Regions from separate parts of the Homo sapiens genome. Here all the other regions are linked to region 1. A link is a loop called in an ENCODE intact Hi-C map of the cell type or tissue named here. Cell type or tissue: GM12878. All regions are shown on one strand.

Region 1 (8,000 bases):
ACTTGTAATTTTCCACCAGCCTATTGATACATAGGGATGATTAAAGTACTTATATGAGTAGGGGTGGGTCCACATAGTCAAGGTGTTGTATTTCCCACTGTGGTTTCTCCTTTTTACAATACATGTGGAATCTGTAAGACTTCTTAGACTATCATAGGTTATACATTTTAAATCCAATGAATGGATCTGATTATAGTGCTAAAATGAAAAGCCTTTCCAAAGTGTAAATCATTTCTCTCTTGCTTGTTGGAATGGCTTTCTTCTAGAGATTTGGCTTTTACAAAAATGTAATATCTTTGTCATCACATTTTGGCAGTGCATTCTGAAAGCCAAGGTTTTTCAACCTTGGCACTATTGACCTTTAAGGCCAGATAAGTTTTTTTTCTATGAGGGTTGTCCTGTGCATTATAAGATGTTTAGCAACGTCTCTGGCCTCTCTACCTACTAGAATCCAGGAGCACCTGCCCCCAAATTGTGATAGGCATTGTCAAATGTAACCTGGAGAGCAAAACCACCTCTGTTTAAGAAAGAGTACTTCGTTTGTATCACACATGGTTGTTTTCCATATTTAAGATTGACTTCTAAAAAACCTAATTCTTTTTTTTTTAATCAGCCAGTCTTTGACAGACTAAATAACCTAATTCTAAAATTGATATTTAAGGAACATTTTTTTTCTGGATAGAATTTGCCTTTCTTTCTCACAAGTAAATACATGGGTTTAACAATGATTTTATGAATTTAGCATTGAAACATTCTCCAGGATCCAACCCTGGTCTTTGTTACATTGTATCATTTTGAATACCTTCCCAGTTCTCAAGACTATATATTTTAGATGCAAAGTTCCCATTCTTGTGAATACACTGCGCCTCAGGTGATTTTTCATTGCTTTCCAGGAAAGCTGTAAAAATTACTGAAGTTATTTTTGAGCCAAATAACACTTAAAGGCATCCTTCACATGTCTAAGTCACTCACATTTGTCACTGATTTCAGAGTTCCTTTTAGGTTAGGTCCATTCTGTTAGAATGTAGATGAACAAGAACAAAGTTGCATGGGCAAAGGTGAGAAGAAGGAAAAAGAACTGTCATTTAAATTGCTTTCTTAACCTACTGCTTGATAAATTCTCTTTTTTTTTTTTTTTGGAGTACAGTGTTGCTATCATACACCACTTACATTTTAGTCAGGGACTGAAATAAAAGAGTGAAGAGATCCCAGAATAGAGTGTGAGCCATTTTTTTGAAATGCCTTGGAGTAATTTTCATAATACCCTAGAACACAGCTTCACGGATGTTTTTGACATCTGGGATGACAGGAACCAGATAAAGATGCTTGCCTTTCAGACTTTGCTAAAGTGATTGCTTTCCCTAAAGGAAATCCCTAAGGAGATATCATCCTGGTAATGACCATAATGAGGTGCAGCACCCAATTACCCGAAACCATAGATTCTGAAGGGCTTGACTCTTCCTCTGCAGAGGCACTGCCAGCATCGGCTCAGCAGAATGGGAGACTTGAGCAGTGCATAACAAGCGCAATGGTTGTTACCATTGGCCATTCAGTCCTCTAGGCAGGGTGACAGCCACAAAGCAAGCTGTATTTATCATTGCTAGAATTAGTCCAAGCCTCCAGGGTTAGCTTGCTTCTGTTCTAACATTACCAGGGGTCAGCAGCTGCAGAAGCAGAGGGTCAATTTGCTAAGCCTTGTTTTTCTATCACGATGGCAGAGATAAATGCCATGAAGTACATGAATGAATTCTGGGGACTCCCCTTCTCAAGATCTTTCCTGCAGGCTTTATGCCAATTATATTCATTTGGCAAATAAGCAGCTCTGGAGAAAGATTCCGGTACTGTCAGGCAGTTTAGGACTACACTTATAGATCATTTAGCTAAATCTCTCATTTTGTGGGTGAGATGAAGAGCAGTTGTGTACCCTTGGCCAAGTCTGCATGACCTACTCTACGAAGAACCCGGATGGTTTAACTACCTAAATGAAAAAAAAAAAAAAAAAAAAATATATATATATATATATATATATATATATACCACACACTTTCTATGCTTTAGTGTGATTTTGGATGGCATGGGGCAGAGAGGGTGTCTCAGTCAGCTTGGGCTGTCATAACAAAATACCATAGAGTAGGTGGATTAAACAACAGGAATTCATTTCTCATGGTTTTGGAAGTTGAAAGTCCAAGATCAAGGGGCCAGAAGGGTCAGTGTCTGGTGAGGGCTCTTTTCTTAGGTAACAGACAGCTGCCTTCTTGTGTCCTCAGGCAGCTGGAGAGAGAAAGCAAGCTCTCTAGTGTTTCTTCTTTCTTATAAGGGCATTAATCCCTTCGTGGGGGCTCTACCCTCATGACCTTATCTAAAACGAATTACTTCTCAAAAATCCCATCTGCAAATACCATCACATTGGAGCTTAGAACTTCCACATATGAATTTGTTGGGGACATAATTCAGTCCATAGCAGGGGGAGAGGAACAGTTTCGGGACATGGGCCTCTCGGAAATGGACAGACCTGGGATGAAGAATCTTTGGATTATTACAAAGTGGTATGACAATGCTAGTTGGGTCAGGGGCTGCCAAGAGGGAGGAAACTATCCCAGGTAGTTTGACAACATGTAGGCAAAATTCATGATTTGATTTTGAACCTGACAGAAACCACTGCTCCACTTCACAGGGAACAGCAGGTGTACATGCAGCTGATGTCTGTCTGTGCTGGCACCTGCCTATGGTCACAGCTTTTTAATGGCATTGAAATTAGCAACTCTCTTCTTTCTGCATCCTGCTACATCTCCCAATATTGATTACCTTTAATTAAAATGGATATTAATTTCCTCTTAATATGACAATATCTCCAACTTATTTTATTCACCTTTCTCTCAACCTCATATAATACATGAAATGCTTTCTTTTCAGAGCTGTGCAGAATTCCCTGGAGGACAGCAACCAGTACCCCATTGTGCTAACCACAAAGGAACCCAATGAGGTAGCTGGTGGCTATGGTACAATTAGCATCAGCTAGGAATTCCCCTCGGGCTCCTTCCCTCCCTTTCATCTCCCTTTAATCTTTCTGTAGCTCCTGCCAATGGCCTTTTTTGGGGGGTCTATGTTTGCTCCTTCTCTGCCCTACTTTTTATCTCGTACACTGCAGTCAATGTTAGCACACTCTTATTTTCATTATTTGAAGCTGTCCAAGCATTCATATCTGGATTCAGTCTGGCATTTGAAAGAAATATAATGGTTTCCAAAGTCATGGTTATCATGTGATACAGATAGACATCTGCATATGCCAGGAATCTTAAAGACTACTCCTCAAATACATTTGTCATAATTTGTAGAAAATGTCACTGATAAGCATCTTCCAAACGTGCTTTTCTGGTTACTTGTAGCTTTTGTTATCGCTTATAATTCAGATAAGCTAGGTACTAGTTTATTTTGTGAAAGCGTAAGGATCCAGACAAAAAGTGTCATTGGTTTTAAGTTGTCCTGATGTTAATTCTACATACATCACTATAAACACTAGATTACCAATTTGTTCTTTTTGTGTCATTGTTAAAGTCTGCTCAATGACTCACCATGAAATCCCCTCAAAATTATCCAAATTTGGCTTCTTGGCTGTTTCCTTTTTGAGTTAAATAACCACCTAGGTCACTGCAAGTCTCTACTAATTATACACAAGAACATCTGTTCTTTAGTCAGACACAACTCCTCCCAGTTTGGCATTGACCACTCTCGTTTCGGGCTGCTTCTCTTGCATGGCAAGAGTCAGCTTATGCAAAGCATCATCACTGCTCCCACAATTAAGAATTGCCTGTGGCCGACCTCTTACTTGTGGGTCCCAGATAATTGTTAAAATGATAATAAACTCTCAACCAGTGAAGAACTGAGATAGAACATTAGATAGGACAGCTGGGAGTTCCCCTTGGGTTCCTCCCTCTCTTAATCTTTTTGTAGCTCCTGCCAGAGGAAACCAAATAAGATGCTGCCTGGAAAATGATCAATGTGGAGTCTGCAGAATAGCAGACTGATGCAATATAAAAAAGAGATAATTTCACAGCCTGTTTTTTAAAGTATAGTGATACTGGCTGTGGGGATGGCAGCATTTATTCATTCAATCAATATTTACTGAGTGTCCACCATCTGTTAGGCACGGGGCTAGGTGCTGAGAATAAAGCTGTGAAGAAACTAAAAAACAAAATAAAACAAATCCCAAAGAGCAGAGAATACTTCTCACTGTCAAATGTTTGTGGCATGCTTTTAGTACTACCCATAGAATTTGTGTTAAAATAGACTCTAGAGAACTCAAAGGCAAAGTAACAAAATGAAGGAAAGCACAGGCTGCTTGATTTTACGCTCTGTTGCTTACTATATGTAAATTTTGGGGCCTTACTTTCCTAATCTGCAAAATAAGGATATTAATTTGCGTGCCTCATAGAATCCTGTCATAATTGTGTCATAATTAAGCTAGTTAATACAGATAAGTATCCTAAATAGTGGCTGACATATAGTAAGTGTTCAATAAAATCAGGTAAAATCTAATTCAGAGATACGCTGTGATGAAAAGGATCCTATGCAATGTGTGAGTTCAATGGGAAAGATTGTCATGCTTGATTAGTAATGCTTGCCGCAAACAGCATGGTGAGTGGCGGTGCGTACGCCACTTATACATCTTCTCTGCTCTGCCCCTCACCTTACAGATGAAGCTGAAATCCAGAAAGATTAAGACATATAACTAAAATGACACGCCTAATTAGTAACAAAGCTGGAACTATAATTTACATTGCTATGCTAATTTTTGTAGACCTATAAATCATTTAATATAGGCAAAGAGATGATTTTCAGACAAGGCTACACAAATAATTTTTCAAATAAGGAAGGGAAAATCTCTACCATGTATATACATGATATCAATATCCAGAGGAACTAAGAAGAGAGTAGTTAATCTGACTTGCTGGATTTACACATTTTAGAGATGAGTTCCAATATTTAACTATTGAGCATGTTCTCTACCTGTTGCATTATTTTTCCTTTATCAAGGCTTTTAAAAATAACTGTTTAAATTCAACCTAAAGTCATTTTCATCCACTTTTCCATGATATCGTGAAATTTTTCTCAAGCGATATGCATAGGAACTTTTGGGGTCATAACGACGTGCACAAACCGGTTGGTTCTAATGGTTAGGTTTACTTATATAAGCTGGCAGCCTTGACAGCACACACTATTTTTGTTGTTTCAAATTACAGCGTATTTAGTAATAGGTCTAGGTAGAAAATTAAATGACCCCATTAAACCTAGTCACTGAATCTTTATCTATTCCTGTGTTCACAAAATAAATAGTTTTTTCTTTCTTTGTAGCTGGGGAAATTAAGACACAGAAAAGTGAATTTTCTGTGAAATGAGCCGTAAGAAGCAGAAGCAAACCCATGAGAACAGGCTTCTCCTCCTGTGTGTTAGCTGTGCAGCCTCTTATCAGTTGCCCTACATTTTACTCTTGGCAGAGAACATGGGGAATCCATGGGTGAACGCTTGTAAGGCAAAGTGTTATGTCTCTTTGTTTCAGAGACAACGAAAAATTGTACAATATAGTGTTGTCAATATGTGAAGCTAAGCTTTTTTAGCTGTAGTATGCTAATAGAGCTGACACTATCAGGTACATAGTGGGTGCCAATAAATTGCTATGAAATTAAAATTAATAAGGAATGCTATATTTAAAAGATGAACAGACACACACATTTGTACTTCACTGAGAAGTAATGAACAGCCACCCCATATCCAAGACCCATGGGATTTATTAATTCATGCAGGGATAGGTATTTCATGAACACACATAGGTTGGTGCAAACGTAATTGTGGGTTTTGCCATTTAAAAGTAAAGGCAAAACCTGCACTTACATTTGTACCAACCTAATATAAATACACACACACTCACAAGCAGAGGGTGTTCTGTCTCATAGCAGAAATTCTACATAAAATAAAATCGTACTAAATGATAATGTAAGCATTTCAATAACTAGGTAGAAAAAATAACAGAAGTGAATTATTAAATAGTTTCTCTATTGCTCACAACTTCACAAGAGATAGAAGCATGAATACTCGGACAATGACAACAAAATCTCCAAAGCCTTATATAGCTAGTGTTACTGCTGTTTTTGTCTTTCTTGCATAGATTTCCAAACATCCTCCCCAGTTTACTTTAGGAGAATTATCTTTCCCCGCATTTTGTATGGTTTTGAAGGGAGGCTCATTCCATGTGTCCACTGCCTATGGGTGTAATGAGGCGTCACTGGGAGTGGCTTGTGAGAGCAGCTGAACTACTCAGAATCTCTCTCGTGGGATGCTGCAGTGAGTGACACACTCATCTTGCAGTGGCAACGTGCCAATGGTGGCTTGTCCTGTTGCTGCCTTTGAGACAGCCCTGTTTCCTGCTTCCTGAGTCTTGTTCATTGACCAGTTTCCAAGCTAAATCTGGCAGTTTCCTCTATTTTGTTAACATCTTAATGAGGTATGATAAACATACAATACAGTGCACATATTTTAAATATGCATTTTATAAGTTCTGACATATAGACACTCGTGGAACCATCACAGCAATCAGTATCCATCTTCCCCAAAGTTTTGTTGCACCCTGTGTTGACTCCCTGGTCTCCTAGTTCCAGGCAACCACTGCTCTGCTCGATGTCACTTTTTGTTATTTTCCATGTGATCTGCTCTCTGCCTTTTTGATTATTTTGCATGTGCTGAAATTATTTAATCTGCTTTTTGATCATTTTGCATCTGATCTGCTCTCTGTCACTTCTGTGTATTTTGCATGTGCTGAAATCTTGTATGAATAGAATCATACAATATGAGTGTGTTTTTCTCTTTCTTCTTTTACTCAATATAAGCATTTTGAAATCCATCCATGTTTTGGTGTGTGTCTGTAGTTTATTCCTTTTTATTGCTGGGTATGATACTATTGTATAAATACATAATAGTTTGTTTATACATTCGCCTGTTGATAGAAATTTGGATTTTTATTTCAAGTTTTAGGATATTAAAAATGAAGTTGTTATGATCGTTTATGGACTACATTTTATACAGGCACGTGCTTTCGTTTCTCTTGGATAAATACCTACGAATGGAATGGCTACATCATATGGTATGTCTGTTTTTTAAAAATTTAAAACCAGCCTAATTGTTTTCCAAAATGGTTGTGCTGTTTACATTCCCACCAGCAGTATACAAAAGTTCCAGGTCCTCACAGCTTTCCCAATACTTGGTATGGTTAATCTTATTAACTTTAGCCAGTCTACAAAGTGTACAAGGTTGACTCATTGTGGTTTTAATTTGAATTGATATAATGACTAATAATGTTGAGTATATTTTATGTGCTTATCCTCCCATATATTATTCTTTAAGGAGTGCCTGTTCAAATCATTGTCCCATTTTTTTATTGGGTTATGGGGTTTTTAGGGTTTTGAGTTCTGTATATATTCTGGGTAGAAGTTTGGCTTTTTTCAAATTAAATATATGATTTGCAAAGACTTTCTTACAGCTTGTGCCTTTTTACTCTGTTAAGTGTCTAAAGTAAAAGTTTTTACTTTTGATTAACTCCAGTTTAGCAAGTATTCTTCTCTTTTGAAACATTTATTTGTATTTATTTATTTTTTATAATTTAATTATAGGCTTATACAATTTAATTTGTATTGATACATAATAGATGTCCATATTTTCAAGGTACATGTGATCATTTGATACATTCATATAATCAAATTGGGGTAATTGAGGTATTCATCACCTTAAATATTTATCTTTTCTGTATGCTAGGAACATTTGAATTATTCTCTTCTATGTGTTTGAAATGTACAATAGATTAATGTTAACTATAGCCGCCCTATTGATACATTGAACACCAGTTCTTATTTCTTCTATCAAACACTATATGTGTAACCATTAATCAACCTCTCTTTATTCATCTCTTTTCCCTACCCTTCCTGGTATCTGGTAACCATCAATCTATTCTC
Region 2 (8,000 bases), 380 kb before region 1:
GCTTAACGTACAGGGCACATTGTCAAGCATTTGGATTTTTTGCTAAAACTTTGGGGTTTGTTTTTCATGCACTAGCTTTATCCAGAGTCAGCAGGAGGAGCAACACCTCTTAATTCAGGGGCGTGCTAGAGCTGGCCAAAATTGACTCACAGAGTTTGTTGTCAAAATTTCAGAAATTTTACACTAGTTGCTAACCACAGCCATCATTAAAATCAAGCTATATAAACGTATAATTAAATATTAAAAACAAAGGCAATAAATGCTAAAAAAAATCATGGCTTCCTAATGATTTTACTCTATTTACTACTATCTATGTCCTTGAGCTAATTTACTCCTTTGCCTGTAAGGTGGAAACACGGGGTGAGAACCTACACACCTCTTTTCAATTATGCACTCAGGAACTTCACATTGGTAGCCTGAAACAAGCCATGGTGGGACTATTTACACCATGGAAATCGGCAAACACAACAAACCCAGGCTGTTTTCTTCTTTCCCAGAGAGCCGATTGTTAGCATTTACCAGCACACCACCGAACACTACTGAGGTTCTCACACAAAAAAAACTTCAGGGGAAGAATCTTTCCAAAGGTCCTCTATCTCAGAAAAAACAAAAAAAGCCCCACAAAAACAAAAAAACAAAATATTTCAACACCCAACATCTGATTAAAAAAAAAAATTAATGTGGGTGGGGTATGAGGCTTGTCAACTGTTTTCAGAGGTCTCCTTGATGAAGGCTGCATGTGGTCTAGCACTTCCTTTGGAAGGTGTTATCTCTTATCCCCTAGGTCTTCGGATGAAACTCACATTTAAAAGGCTGTTATATGAAAAGGACTACAGATGCTATTATGTTCATGTTGCATAATATGAACAATTTTAATTTGCATGTTTAATTCCATACAAAAATTGGCATAATCTGAAAGTCAATGAATATTAGAATTATGCCAACTGTTCCCTATTAATCAATTTTATGTGTGAATTCAACCTAAAACCCTCAACAGTTCTATTTTAGGCATATTGATAATACTGACCAAGCCTAAGTGCTCCAAATTTATTATACCTACTCATATTTATATCTGATTGCATTTGTATGTGCTTTAAAGGCATCATTTCCACTTTCGACATTCAACTCAGCTCAACCACATCAAATGCTAGTTTCAGGAGTCCATGTTCAGAGGTAATATTTTGTGCATATTGTAATAGCTGTATCATGCTGTCATGGCATGGATATTAGTTATTTCTATGGATAAATACCATATAAACTTAGAACATGGACCTGAGAAGCAAGAAATATATTAATAAATAATTTTAAATTTTAGATAAAATAACCCAAACCAGTGGACGTTATAGGGAAGAAAATGAAATCTGCAGGAAGATAAAATCAGAGGAGGAGGAATAATATAAGTTTAAATTAAAAAGGAATAAACATAATAAGAGTGACTTTGAAGTCCTTACCCTAGCATCCATGAAATAGGTGAGGGTCAGTTTTTAGGGTTTAGGAAGTCTGTGAATCTCCTGAAATTGTTCAAATATATGTGTTAATGTAATACCATGAATTTTTCAGAAGAGATTTTTCTTTGTTTTCACTGGATTCTCAGAGGGACTCCAATGACTCCCCAGTAGAAAGAGCCATGGTTTACTACCAATAGCATCACATTAAGACTTCTGAAATCTGAACTACTAAGTCATTCTTTAAATTGAACTATTCCCTTTAACCTCTCAGGCACCCGTGTTTTCACTTATGACCCAGTGTGAGCTCTAAGTTACCATCGTCCCATGGCATGCACAGGGTTGGGGCTTAGGGAGAAAATTAAGTTACACTATTCTTTTCCTGCAGAGTGTGGAATCATATGAAACATAAAACATGTGAGTAAAACAGATGGAAACCAAATTTCAATTTCATGAAAGCTGGATTGGAGAATATGATTTAGATCTACAGCCAAATGTACTTCATTTTACTGCTTTTCTGCTTGGTACATTAATATACCCACCAGAAAAGATATTTTACCCCTCTATAAACTTACTGCCTGGAGGAGCAGAGAATGTATGCATCCTGAGGGCACACTTTCCACAAAAGAGCAACTAGAAGGTACTGAACCAAGTGTCTTCAGGCCCTTTTAAAAAACAGCACCAAAAAGATAAATGAGACAGTTGATAGAGACTATTCTTTTCTTGGATGGTGGCGAGTGGGGAGGCATCAGTTTCTTGCTTTAGGAGACAAGGTGGCAATGCCAGGAGGAGTAAAAAAAGCACTGCCCTATAGACAGATGCCTCTTGGGCATACAAACCCAAAAGGCTGTCTAACAGAATAGCTTGAAAAAAGTCATTTGAGGCAGCTGAATGTGGGACATTTTATGCAAGTCTAAGAAAGTTTAATTTGATCAAACATAAGATGGTTACTTATTTTTTAAAATAAAACTTGATGTAACAAGAAGTGTTTTAGGTAGATTAAACTGTGACAATATTATACAATGTATTAGAGTAGTAACAATAGAAAGAAACAGGCACCAGGTGATAAAATTCATGATGTTAGATTCAAAGGTTTTAAATTTTTGGCAGCAGAAATTAAGATAATTATGGTGATTCCTTGAATGCAAAGAGTAAGAGAGTTACAGAGTGAGAAGAATCAAATGCTTCAGTCTTTAGACTATAAGGATTGAATAGCTGAGAAAGAAAGCTTTTGGGGATAGTGACCAACGATGAGAGGTTTTAATATTTCCATTTTTATTCGCTAAATTAAATTGGTGAATTGAGGTGAGTAACACATATTTTGCAAGTAATGAAACTGAAGCTAATATTAGTTACTACCTATGCAACATTATATTTTAATTTGGGATTTCCAAGTCAGCTCAGGACTCTGTGATTTATTTATTATTTATGCATTGATTGAAATTTATGATTTTTTTTTTTTTTTTGAGACAGAGTCTTACTCTGTCAGCCAGGCTGGAGTGCAGTGGCAGGATCTCAGCTCACTGCAACCTCTGTATCCCAGGCTCAAGCAATTCTCCTGCCTCAGCCTCCCAAGTAGCTGGGATTACAGGCGTGTGCCACCATGCCTGGCTAATTTTTGTATTTTTAGCCGAGATGGGGTTTCACCATGTTGGCCAGACTGGTCTCGAACTCCTGACCTCAGGTAATCCACCCGCCTCTGCCTCCCAAAGTGCTGGGATTACAGGCGTGAGCCACCTCGCATGGCCGAAATTTATGATACTTTACTAGCCATATGACAGTTGCCAATTTATGGCTTCTGCTCCACATTCACCCTTCAATTACCTTCTCCACTGTAATGAAGCATTTCTTTGCAGCAAGTACAATATCAAGCTTTGCCAGTAGAGGGAGCTGGAGGGAGATTGGAGAAAGAGAGAGCTTCCTAGTTCCACAGCTGCTGCTGCGGCTGGTGGTGTGCTGCTTTTCCATGGATTTATCAGCAGTATGTGTGTATATACTGGGATGGGGGTGCATTCAGTGATGCTCTACTCTTGCTGTGTGTCCAGACTGCACAATCATTTTGAAAAGTCCCAACTTGACTCTAGCCTGGTGACCACCTTACATGAACACCATGCACCCAAGACCTCCCAATGATGCCTTGCTGGTGACTGGGCTTTTCACTCCCTGACACACCCTTCGTACATTCACCTGCCAGCCTTAACCTCTGTGCAGTTTCTCTAGTGCTGGTCTCCTGCAGATGCTTTCTCCAGAGATCAGCTGTCGTAGCAGCGTAGTTTTCTCTAACCCTGGGATCCTTCAGGGTACATAAATTTTGCAATAGCACAGCTTTCTCCAGCTCTGGCTTCCTGAGGAGTTACCAGAGTAAGGGATTTTTCTTGCACTGGGCTCCTAAGGGCATGATTCCAGAAGTGTTCAGTGGCCAACAGAACCTCTTGGCACCTTAGAGGGCAGATTTTCAGCAAGAACCACTGGTGAGGTCCTTAAGGACTTCCCAGTATTCAGAGAGGTATGCATTTCAGGCTTGGAGGAGCCCTTCTGTGAGTTCCCTAGTCTTAAGGACATTGGTTTTCCCTTATATCTGTTGCTGTTGTGTTCTTAAGAATCCTCTTTAACTCTCACTAGCCAATTTTCCATTATTCCAATTCCATGCTAATAATTCTACGTTAAACTTTTCTTGCTCAGATTACTGTGTGGTTTCTGTCTGCTACCCGGACCCTAAGTGACAAACAGAGGCACTGACCTTGCAACCTCACTCATCTTTTATCATCCTCTGTCAGTGGCCATTCTGTTTTTCTGTATAAGATTGATTTTACTTTATAATGAGCTCTCCATACCTGAAAAAGAATAAGTGACTTTATTCTGAATTATGTAGATCCTGGAGATCCAACTCATTTATGGAGAATAGTTTCAAGCTGCTGACTTGAGTAGGAGAATTCTTCATGGAATAGAGCAAGAAATAGTGGATCTCAAAGGCAGGAATCTGACTTTTCCTTTGTCAGCAGGCAACTGGCACCAGCTTTTGTCTTTCTTTTCTCTATTTTCTCCTTTCTCGTTTTTATCGCGAGTAGGAAGGAACTGAAAGAATACTACAGGATTGGAATTAGACTGCATGGGACTGGGGGGATAGAATTAATTATGGCAAGCAGAATATTGCTGTTTTTTACGCAAATTCGAATTACTCCAATCAGAAATTGTGACCCGGAAGTGTGGGGTCCTAGGTTCTTATCTTCTGAGAGGAAAGAACTCAACCAAGAGACATGCAGTGATAGTTAAGCATTAGTAAAGTTTATTTAAAATGACAGGACCCCCTGAAATCTGGGTCAGAGTGGGCTGCTTGAGAATAAGACAGCCCAAATTATCACTGTGGAAGCTCCCTTATGGGAGTTTTACATGATTATTCATGAAAGGGGCATGAAGGGATGTTACTAGCAAGCATGTTTTGAGTGGTCCCTGAGATGTGCTTGTGCTGTGGCTGTACATGCCAGTACATATGTCAGTTGTCTCATTAGCATTTTAAATCTTCACCCAGGGGTGTGTTTTTTACTATTTTAATGAGCAAAAGGTTACTTTTAGGGTGAGCCAAATCAAAGTGCACATGCTTGCTACTGGGAAAAGTCCCTACTGAAGTCATTTCCTGCTAGGGCTGGATGAGCTTAACCCCAAGTTCAGATGTGGACATTGTTTTCTTCTGATTGCTAGTGGGGCAAGGTTTCCAGAGCTTGCTTCCTCTGAGACTGCCTTTCCTGCTCATGTTTGTCTGTCTACCTACTCTAACAAGGTTGGTAAGATAAACCCCCAGTGAGATTGCCTAAAAATGAATATGGGGGCACTTAATTGGCAAGCCAGTCTTCTCTTTTTTCCCTTCCATTTCCATACCCCACCACATCCTCTAAGCACTCAGTGTCTTCCGGGTGCTCAAATCTTTCAACACCATTCTGGTCTACTCATCCCTCTTGAAGTAATTTATTCTCCATGATGAATTTTCCTACTTCTTTTCACATCAATAAAAACTCCCAAGTATTGAGCTTGAATTAGCGTAGTGCTTTTTAACATTAATGAGTGAATAGAGCCTATACTTAATACCCTCAAAGTGGAGGTTTTCACCCAAATTAATCTTAATTGGTGGAATTTGGTAAGGGAGACAGTAGTAGGAATATACTGTTGAGAAGCGACCTGGTGATGTTTTTTGCTAGAAGCACAACATTTAGACTAGACTATGAATAGAAGCTCAACATTTAGGTTGAGCAAAAAACATCTCCTCCTTCTTCATCATACCCAGGCTGGATTTCTGAGGGAAAAAAACAAATCCATGAAAATTATTGGTAATTAGCTTGGAGCTGCATGCCACTAAAGCCCTTAGTAGTTACATGAGCAAATAAATGATACTATGATCCTTAGTAGTTACATGAGCAAATAAATGATGCTATGATACTATCATGCTTGGCTTGACAAAAAGAACACTAGAAATTATGAATTTTTAGGACATCTTTTGAGTTATGCATTTGACAAACATTTCTTCTGACAATCTTATTTATCATGCCAAGTTGGTAGATTCAAGTAATTATTTCTCTTTTCTTCGTACAATAAAGTAGTCAAAGAGTTAACTATGCTGCTCCAGATCATGGTCTATGAGGGTATCAAAAATGACTAGAATCTTCAGTCTTTCTATTTGATCACATTACTTTCTATCAGGGGATTTTACTTGGAATTTTTCACATGTGCAACCCATTTTTAAACTTGCAGGTTGGATTTGTGAACTAAGAAAAATAATAATTTGCATGGAAGAGATTTCAAATGCCTGTTGATGGGAAGAATTGCCTTAAAGTGGCATAGAGGATCTCAAGAGGGTTTCAAAGTCACATCACAAGGTGTTTTGATTCTTCTGAACATCAAATAATTTTCACAAAAAGAACATACTTTCAATCTGAAGGTAAAAGAAAGGAAGACAAAAAGCAAGGACTATTAGCAGAGCCTGCTCTAAAAGATGTTGAAAACAATAATAACAGAAAGATGGATTCATTCCGAATGTTTTAATCTGTATTTTAATATAATTGCACAGTGATTTCTCTCCTTATGTTGATTTGGCATATCCAAATTAACCAGGAGTTGGTTTTCTAATTACATACTTGAGGTTTAGAAGAGTGGTGTATATTGAAAAATTAAACAGCAAAATTTTCTAGCACCTTATACATTTGGATTTGCTAAATTAGTCCTGATTGGTTTTTTAAGAAATTCATTTTTATGAAGCAGTGTAGGATGGTTGATCAGTTAAGTTTTCTTCAGGCACAGATAAATAAGAAGCAGTGATTCCTTCATTCATTTATTCATGTATTAATTCTGGAATATCATATGGACATAGAAGAAAAGTGATCATATAACTTATTTCATCAGGCTTTTTATTTTTATTTTTCTTCCTTTTCTTAATTATATGTACATACTTTCCATAGAGTGGGGAATAAGCCTAATAAAGATTTAGGGGCTCAATACATCACTGAAGTTGTTAGGAGTCCAGTGGTCTGAAGCATAGCAAGAAATACTCTTACAGAATAAAAGACAAATTATTGCATTTTGTACTTTCCACCACTAAAATGGACCGATGGAGTTTTTGTTTGTTTTGAGACGGTGTTTCCCTCTGTCGCCCAGGCTGGCGTGCAGTGGCACGATCTCGGCTCACTGCAAACTCTGCCTCCCGGGTTCACGCTATTCTCCCACCTCAGCCTCCCGAGTAGCTGGGACTACAGGCACCCACCACCACGCCCTGCTAATTTTGTTTTTGTATTTTTAGTAGAGACAGGGTTTCACCGTGTTAGCCAGGATGGTCTGGATCTCCTGCCCTCGTGATCCACCCTCCTCGGCCTCCCAAAGTGCTGGGATTACGGGCGTGAGCCACTGTGCCTGGCCCTGATGGAGTTTTTGTTTTGTTTTTTTTTTTGTTTTCCATTCTGGGGGTAGCTTATTATTCCATACTTGGAAATACACCTTTAAGTCATGTAGTAAGTTAAAAGGACGGCTTCCTGCTTTAGTAATGTCTACAGCAGAAAAGAAGTCTGTGTCAGGTCCAGGCTGCAACACCAGTAATGCTACTACTTGGATGACATTGAGAGGTGAAGCCAGCTGAGCTTCTGGGTGGAGTGGGTACTTGGAGAACATTTCTGTCTAGGTAGAGGATTGTAAATGCACCAGTCAGCACTCTGTAAAAACGCACTAATCAGTGCTCTGTGGCTAGCTAAAGGATGGTAAATGCACCAATCAGCACTCTGTAAAAACGCACCAATCAGCACTCTGTGCCTAGCTAAAGGATTGTGAAGGCACCAGTCAGCACTCTGTAAAATGGACCAATCAGCACTCTGTAAAATGGACCAATCAGCACTCTGTAAAATGGACCAATCAGCAGGATGTGGGTGGGGCCAAATAAGGGAATAAAATTTGGCCATAGAGCCTGCTGTGGCAACCCACTAGGGTCCCCTTCCACACTGTGGTTGTTTTGTTCTTTCACTCTTCACAATAAATCTTGCTGTCGCTCACTCTGGGTCTGCACTATCTTTAAGAGCTGTA
Region 3 (8,000 bases), 120 kb before region 1:
CTCATCTCCTTCCCTATGAAGTGGGAGCCCTGGCTGGATGTGCCGTGTGTGAGATTCCATGCCTGTGGATCAGGCATTCTGTAAGTTCCAGTTAGTGGTGCTGAGTGAGGCTCTGCAAACAGGCTCTGCGAAATTAACACCAGAATAGGGTTCTATTCCTATAAGAATAAACAACTGGCTTTTCCAAGATAGAGGGGGACTCTTGTAGTCAACTTGCCACCAAATGCTGGTTGGTCTTCTCAAGGAAGAGAGTCACTTCAGGGAAGAGCACTAGTGTCTGTGACTGACAGGCTGGACCTTCAGAGACAACAGCCATTAGATCAGCCTAGATAAGTAGAAATTCATGTTTTGGGCCTTATATGTAGCATCCATCTCTGTCACTGTGGCCACTACATTCACATGCTCATCGTGATGATGACAAAGTTTAGCTAATGTCAACGGACTGAGTCATTTTGTTATTATCTGGATGTTCAACCCCTCTTTCATTTTGAATGGTTTCTGATGATGCTTTGGATTTCAAAGAATCAATACCAATTCAGGCTCGGTGTCCAGGAGTCTCCAGTATGTTTGAGTATTTCTCTTTCCCTAGTAGAGTCACCAAAGTAATGACCATAAGTCCCTTTGGGAAAGAAAAAATGGGGAAACATTTGAATGTATACTGGCTACAGTTTTGGAAATTCCTGCCATCTAGTTAGGGGATTCTGGATCTGAACAAGTGATTATGATATTTTATTGAGGCAACTGCCCTCAGCCTCTTGCTGTGTGATTCTTGCCTTTGTCTGGCTACAAAGATAAGCATCTTCTTTGTTGACTGCCAGAGTATTTTGCCTCTAGGGATGCTGAGCTCTAGTCACCATCTCCATACCTCCATGTGAGTCAATTCATATTCACTACCCCTCTGAATTTTGCAGTTGTTAGAGGAGCTCCAGCATCCCAGATTCTGATAGGTAAGCACCACCACATGGTCCTCACGCCCCAAACCCCTTGAGCACATAGGTATTAATAAACCCAGCCCCGCAGAAGCCTCTCCTGCTCTCAGTCTTCGCATCAGAGCAGAACTATCACTGCCACTTTAGTGATGCAGGTGGCGTCTCCCTGGCCCCCTGCATCCAGCACCCTGAAAAATCCATTCCCAGGGACACTGCCTTAGTGATTACTGCTATGTGCAATTTGATTTTGTAGTCCCTTCAGTATATAATCTGTTTCCTTCTTTCTCAGGCCTAGTATATGCTGGGCTTTAATTCTATTATCAGCCTGGCACCCAGGAGAAGAGGTGAGAGTAGCTCTTGAGGGAGGCACGATACCTTTGTGGGGACCTGCACCATCTTCTAGCACGGAGGAAGTGCTAGCCGCTAGAAGAGAAGGGTAGATCACGTCTGCAAGCTCTGAGGGTTAAGTTCCACAGAGTCAAACTCCCAAGGAACACCTGTCTGGATGTCATATCCCACGTTTCAGGGTGCCAGGTTTTCTCAACCAAGGCTCCAAACTTAGCACAGACTGCCTTGGCTGAGCATGTAAACTTCTCCGGAGCTCTGTCTCATCAAGTGAACCTGCTCCTGAGCTGAGTCAGACCTCTCACTACAGGAGACAATGGGCTCTTTGAAAGAGACCAAAAAGGCCCTCTGGCTCTCACTCTTATTTTTAATTGTTTGTTCCTGGCCCTCTGTTTCTCATTACGCCTCTGCTGAGTCTCAATACAACTTAGCAATAATCAGCCAGCTCTGCCATCCTAGTAGCAATTGCTCCTCATATCTTTCAAGTATCTGAACCGTTGCCCTGGAAAGGGCATCCCCTCCACCAGGATGTTTTCCCAAGTCAACAACAAAGAGTTCTGCAGCAATTGGGCCACTGTTTATGTGAGGGTCTATGTGTGCCCCACTCCACTCAGCATGATATCCATCTTGTCTACTGGGCAGTGAGTGAGGTAGCCCCAAGCTCTCTCTTCAAGCCCTGTTTTTTAATACCCACACTGGAACCAACTATGTTAGTCTGAATCCTCCAAAAAGCAGGCAGCACGGTGGGATCTGACATGCAGGGCATTTATTGAAAAAATGCCAGGAGGGACCATAGGAAGAGTAGGAATGTGCAGGAAGAGGCGTGGTCTGACACTTATGAAAGGAGATGGGGTGGAGGGCAGTGGAGGAGAGGGAAGAAAGAGCATCAGCTACAGAGCAGTTTCAGGACATGTTCCACCTGGCTGAATCAGAGTCCTCAAGAGAAGTCACCTGTCTGGCAGGAGTGGCCCTGCACTAGTGCCCCACTGCTCAGTCCTTGGCTGGGAGAAGCCTTGGGGTGGGGGGCTTGGCATTAACATGGTGGGAGTCCAGAGAACCCAGCGGCCAGGAGTTGTGGTCAGCTATGCTCCCCACAGCAGAGCTGAGCAGCAGGCACTTTTCCCATGCCACCAACAATGACTGTAATTGGTTCCTGATGAATGGTTAGCACATACTGAGCATTTGCTATATGCCAGGCACTGTGCTAACAGCTTTTGAATGCATCTCTCCTTTTAATCCTCACAACATGTGTAATGATCAACCCTGTTTTTCAAAATTGAACTGAGGCTTAGAAAGGTTAAGTAATTTGCCAAAGGTCATGAGGAGTTGGTCCTCTTACAATAATCCTATGCAACTTTCCATTAAAACAATTTTGTATGTATTGATCAACCACATATTCTGTTTCTGAAGGTCCACCAAATTTTTGGACTATAATAGTGAGCCATGCAGCCTGGGCCCTCCCATCACAGACTTTAAATCTAATAAGGGAAATAGATCTGCAAATACACAATTTTAATATGGTTGGGTACTGCATCGGAAGGCCCTCAGGATGTCATGCATGAAAGGGCTCCAGGAGGATATGATATCAAACTGTGACTGAAGGGTGGATAGCATTCAGCCTGGTGAGAAAAGGTGAGCATAAGAGAGTACTAAGCAAAGGACACAGTATACACAAATGCTTACAGACCAAAGAAAGCATAGCGCCTTCAAGGTATTTTGTGATAATGGACATCCTTGCATGCTGTTAGTAATTTCAAACTTTGACCTATATGGGCATGCATAGAACCTGAGTAATGAGCAAAAACGAAAGAACCTCATATTCTCAAAAAGAATGTATGAAATAGCATAAACATTGCCATGTGAAGGAGAACTTGACAAAAAAAAAAAAAACCATGGAATTGAATTGCATTATATTAATTCAATTAACTTCTGTTTTGTTTTTTGAGAGTCTCCCTCTGTCACCCAGGCTGGAGTGCAGTGGTGCAGTCATAGCTCACCGTAACCTCGACCACCTGGGCTCAAGCTATTCTCCTGCCTCAGCCTCCCAAGCAGCTGAAACTGTAAGTGCATGCCACCGCACCCAGGTAATTTTTTATTTTTTATTTTTTGGTAAAGACAGGTTCTTACTATGTTGCCCAGGTTGATCTGTAGCTCCGGGCCTCCAGTGATCCCTCCTGGCCTCTCAAAGTGCTGGGATTACAGGCATGAGCCACTGCCCTAGCCCTAATTCACTTAAGAAGTTTTAAACCTGTCCTATTTGATTATTATGATGAATTTCCTGGTTGAAATTGCTCCCCTCCAACTGACTGCACATTATGCCCCATGCTGACATCTCTAAAGTAACACACAGGTTATTTGACTCTGATCCTCAGAGAATCAAACTTTGTATCTTGATCTTCAACATCCTTTAGAAGAAAGGAATTTCCAGTTAAAGTGACATAAAGAGGTTGGTGATTCTTCCGATAGAACTGTCAAAACTGTCAAAAACAACCATTTTCTGGCACTAGAAATTGACCAGGGCAGAAAAGTTGAAGCATTTGTTCTTGAAAAACTGATAGACCTCCAGGAAAGGACAGATGACCTTGCCTAGGGAGCCCTTCTCACCTCCTAGTCCTTAAGGTGGAAAGGGAAGGTTTTCAAGATGATATTGAGCACAAAGTCAGCAGCTTTGCTGCCAGGAGGGGTGCTCTCCTTGGATCTGGAGGCAAAAATCTGAATTTGGGGGATAAAGGTGACAGATTTTTATCTAAATGGGAAATAATCCAATCACATATTTTGTGTGATAAAGAAAATATAGTATAGACATACAATATAATACCACTAAGTATATAAAGGAACGAACTACTGATACAAGCTGCAACATAGGAAAACCTGAAAAATGCCATGCCAAATGAAAGAAGCCACTCACAAACCACATATGTTATGTGAATCTATGTAAAATATCGAGAAAGGGCAACACTGTAGAGACAGAAACTGATTAGTTGTTTGCCTGGGGTGGGGGTCAAGGACTGACTGCAAAAAAAGACCTTAGGAAATATTTTGGGGTAGATAGAACTGTTCTAAAACTGGATTATGGGAATATTTGCACAGCTGTATACATCTGCTAAAACTCACCAAACTTTATACTTAAAGTATTAATTGTACAAGTTATACTTTAAGTATAAAGTGTACTTTTAACTCGATAAAGCAAAAGTTGGTGCATTTTATAGTATGCAAGTTATACCTCAATAATGGTGTTAAAAATTCTCCAAAATCTTGCTTCATGTACACATCCAGACAACTTCCTGAGACCATCCACCCTCCCTGCCAGGCAGAGACTTTGTCCAAGCTGACCTCCCTGCTGTGTCTCCTCTTCTTCTCCGGCAGCCACAGCACACTCATCCTGTAAGCAGGTGGTACAGCCAGCATGCTGCCCTGCTCTGCTGAGCTGAGCATGGGTAAGACTTACTAAAATGATAACTTCCACTTTTACTGCAAGAAGCCCTGTGTTTGCTGTAGCGGGCTGAAAAGATGCTGTCATTTTTCACATTTCCTCTTTCATGAAAACTTCAGAGAACACGGCCCAAGTCCCATTCTCTTCACTAAGCCTTCCCTGGCTATTCTAGTTCACAGTGATTTACAGCGAAATAAGGAGTCATTCTCTAATCATTTTATTCAACATCCTTTCAACAATTTTATTGAAAGCCTAGTATGTGCTGAATACTATTAAGGAGCTAGAGAAAAAGTTCCTACCTCCATGGAATCTATATTCTAGCAATTTATGGTACTGATTGTATATGGTACTATATCCATGAAATTCTGTCTGTGCTACTTTTGTTTCCATTGTTATAGTGTAATTTGTTATTTGAGAATGGAGGCTCTCTTACATCTTTTTCCATTATCACTAACACTGTCTTTAATGCAGTGTAAACCAAATGGTAAGTGTTTAAGGAATATTTGTATATGACTTATTCAGAGATTAAGTAATAATAATCTGCACCAAATTCTGAGAACTAACTGTATGCTATGTACTGATCTGCTTTATTTACGTGATACCATTTATGATTCCTGTAATATTTGAGATTTGTATTATTTCAATTTACTGATGAAAAAATTAAAATGGAAAGAAATCAAGCAACTTTCCTGAAGTCACATAGGTAGTAGATGATGGAAATATGGCTCAATTTTAAGAGTGTCTCATTCCAAAACTTTGCTTTTAGCCATATGCTATCTCCATGGCACATTTTAATTTATCTTTTTTGTAGTTATATAAACATCTTTATTTAAAGCCATCAACATACTACATGGTGTTTCAGTTTTGAAGTGGTAAGCATTTAACAGCCAAATATATGTATTGAAATTAACTGTTTGGAGACAATACTCCATGGATCTCTCACGATTTTGCATGTCTTAAGAGAACATGTACTTTGATCTAGGCTAACTTTCCAAGGATTATTACATAGCAAACAGCCTTGAAAAACAGAATTGTCCCTCTCTGGAGCAGATGGAAGATGTTTTCACTGTCTAGCTACAGGGGTGTCCAATCTTTTGGCTTCCCTGGGCTACATTGGAAAAAGAATTGTCTTGGGCCACACATAAAACACACTAACATTAAATGTTAGACCTAAAACCATAAAAACCCTAGAAGAAAACCTAGGCAATACCATTCAGGACATAGGCATGGGCAAGGACTTCATGTCTAAAACACCAAAAGCAATGGCAACAAAAGCCAAAATTGACAAATGGGATCTAATTAAACTAAAGAGCTTCGGCACAGCAAAAGAAACTACCATCAGAGTGAACAGGCAACCTACAAAATGGGAGAAAATTTTTGCAACCTACTCATCTGACAAAGGGCTAATATCCAGAATCTACAATGAACTCAAACAAATTTACAAGAAAAAAACAAACAACCCCATCAAAAAGTGGGCGAAGGACATGAACAGACACTTCTCAAAAGAAGACATTTATGCAGCCAAAAAACACATGAAAAAATGCTCATCATCACTGGCCATCAGAGAAATGCAAATCAAAACCACAATGAGTTACCATCTCACACCAGTCAGAATGGCGATCATTAAAAAGTCAGGAAACAACAGGTGCTGGAGAGGATGTGGAGAAATAGGAACAATTTCACACTGTTGGTAGGACTGTAAACTAGTTCAACCATGTGGAAGTCAGTGTGGCGATTCCTCAGGAATCTAGAACTAGAAATACCATTTGACCCAGCCATCCCATTACTGGGTATATACCCAAAGGATTATAAATCATGCTGCTGTAAAGACACATGCACATGTATGTTTACTGTGGCACTATTCACAATAGCAAAGACTTGGAACCAACCCAAATGTCCAACAATGATAGACTGGATTAAGAAAATGTGGCACATATACACCATGGAATACTACGCAGCCATAAAAAATGATGAGTTCATGTCCTTTGTAGGGACATGGATGAAGCTGGAAACCATCACTCTCAGCAAACTATCCCAAGGAGAAAAAACCAAACACCACATGTTCTCACTCACAGGTGGGAGCTGAACAATGAGAACACATGGACACAGGAAGGGGAACATCACACAATCACACACCAGGGCCTGTTGTGGGGTGGGGGGAGGGGGAAGGGATAGTATCAGGAGATATATCTAATGTTAAATGACGAGTTAATGGGTGCAGCACACCAACATGGCACATATATACATATGTAACAAACCTGCACGTTGTGTACATGTACCCTAAAACTTAAAGTATTAAAAAAAAAACTAACATTAATGATAGCTGATGAGCTAAAAAAAAAATCACAATAAATCTCATAGTGTTTTAAGAAAGTTAATGAATTTGTATTGAGACAGATTCAAAGCCGTCCTGGGCCACATGTGGCCTGTGGGCTGCAGGTTTGACAAACTTAGTCTAGTATAATAAAAGTAATGCCATTTTCCAGGACAAAAATGTCTGTCAGTGAGAGGTGAAGCCGGCTGGGCTTCTGAGTCGGGTGGGGACTTGGAGAACTTCTCTGTCTAGCTAAAGGATTGTAAACACACCAATCAGTGCTCTGTGTCCAGCTAAAGGTTTGTAAAGGCACCAATGAGCACTCTAAAAATGGACCAATCAGCACTCTGTAAAAAGGACCAATCAGCGCTCTCTAAAATGGACCAATCAGCAGGATGTGGGCAGGGCCAAATAAGGGAATAAAAGCTGGCCACCAAGCCAGTAGTGGCAACCTGTTAGGGTCCCCTTTCACACTGTGGAAGCTTTGTTCTTTCGTTATTCACAATAAATCTTGCTGCTGCTCACTCTTAGGGTCTGCACTACCTTTATGAGCTGTAACACTCGCCATGAAGGTCTGCAACTTCACTTCTGAAGCCAGCGAGACCACAGACCCACCTGAAGGAACAAACAACTCCGGATGCGCCACCTTTAAGAGCTGTAACACATTGCAAAGGTCTGCGGCTTCACTCCTGAAGTCAGTAAGACCACGAAGCCACCAGAAGGAAGAAACTCCAGACGCATCTGAACATCTGAAGGAACAAACTCTGGACACACCATCTTTAAGAACAGTAACACTCAACCACGTGGGTCGGAGGCTTCATTCTTGAAGTCAGGGAGACCAAGAACTCACCAGAAGGAACCAATTCTGGACACATCAGGTTTGTTTACAGTCCATTATAAAATAACAGGGTTTCTCAAGTTCTGGCTTCCTCAACTGGGACACAGAGCCCACTCGGTGTACAGCATTGACCTGACCTGC

What was found. Hi-C counts contacts between places; a loop is a spot of excess contacts. Peaks named below come from ENCODE experiments on the same cell type or tissue, not always from the same donor. Only the 100,000 strongest peaks of a DNase experiment are listed, where the experiment ranks them.
Region 2: it touches region 1 in a loop (2.2-fold over the local background); 2 of 110 quality-filtered maps call a loop at or near these places.
Region 3: it touches region 1 in a loop (4-fold over the local background); 2 of 110 quality-filtered maps call a loop at or near these places.

Annotation. Positions count from the first base shown.
Region 1 is chr18:4,635,506-4,643,505 of GRCh38, reverse strand. No RefSeq gene overlaps it. Among named protein-coding and RNA genes, the nearest start is that of DLGAP1, 180 kb to the right of the region's middle. In GM12878, no CTCF peak of the experiment used is centred here; DNase peaks (open chromatin) are centred at 2,995, 3,725 and 6,346; H3K27ac peaks cover 1,262 bases.
Region 2 is chr18:5,018,836-5,026,835 of GRCh38, reverse strand. No RefSeq gene overlaps it. Among named protein-coding and RNA genes, the nearest start is that of LINC01892, 58 kb to the left of the region's middle. In GM12878, a CTCF peak has its summit at 3,329 (motif pointing right); a DNase peak (open chromatin) is centred at 3,329.
Region 3 is chr18:4,752,772-4,760,771 of GRCh38, reverse strand. No RefSeq gene overlaps it. Among named protein-coding and RNA genes, the nearest start is that of DLGAP1, 300 kb to the right of the region's middle. RefSeq lists a silencer at 7,362-7,574. In GM12878, no CTCF peak of the experiment used is centred here; a DNase peak (open chromatin) is centred at 4,751.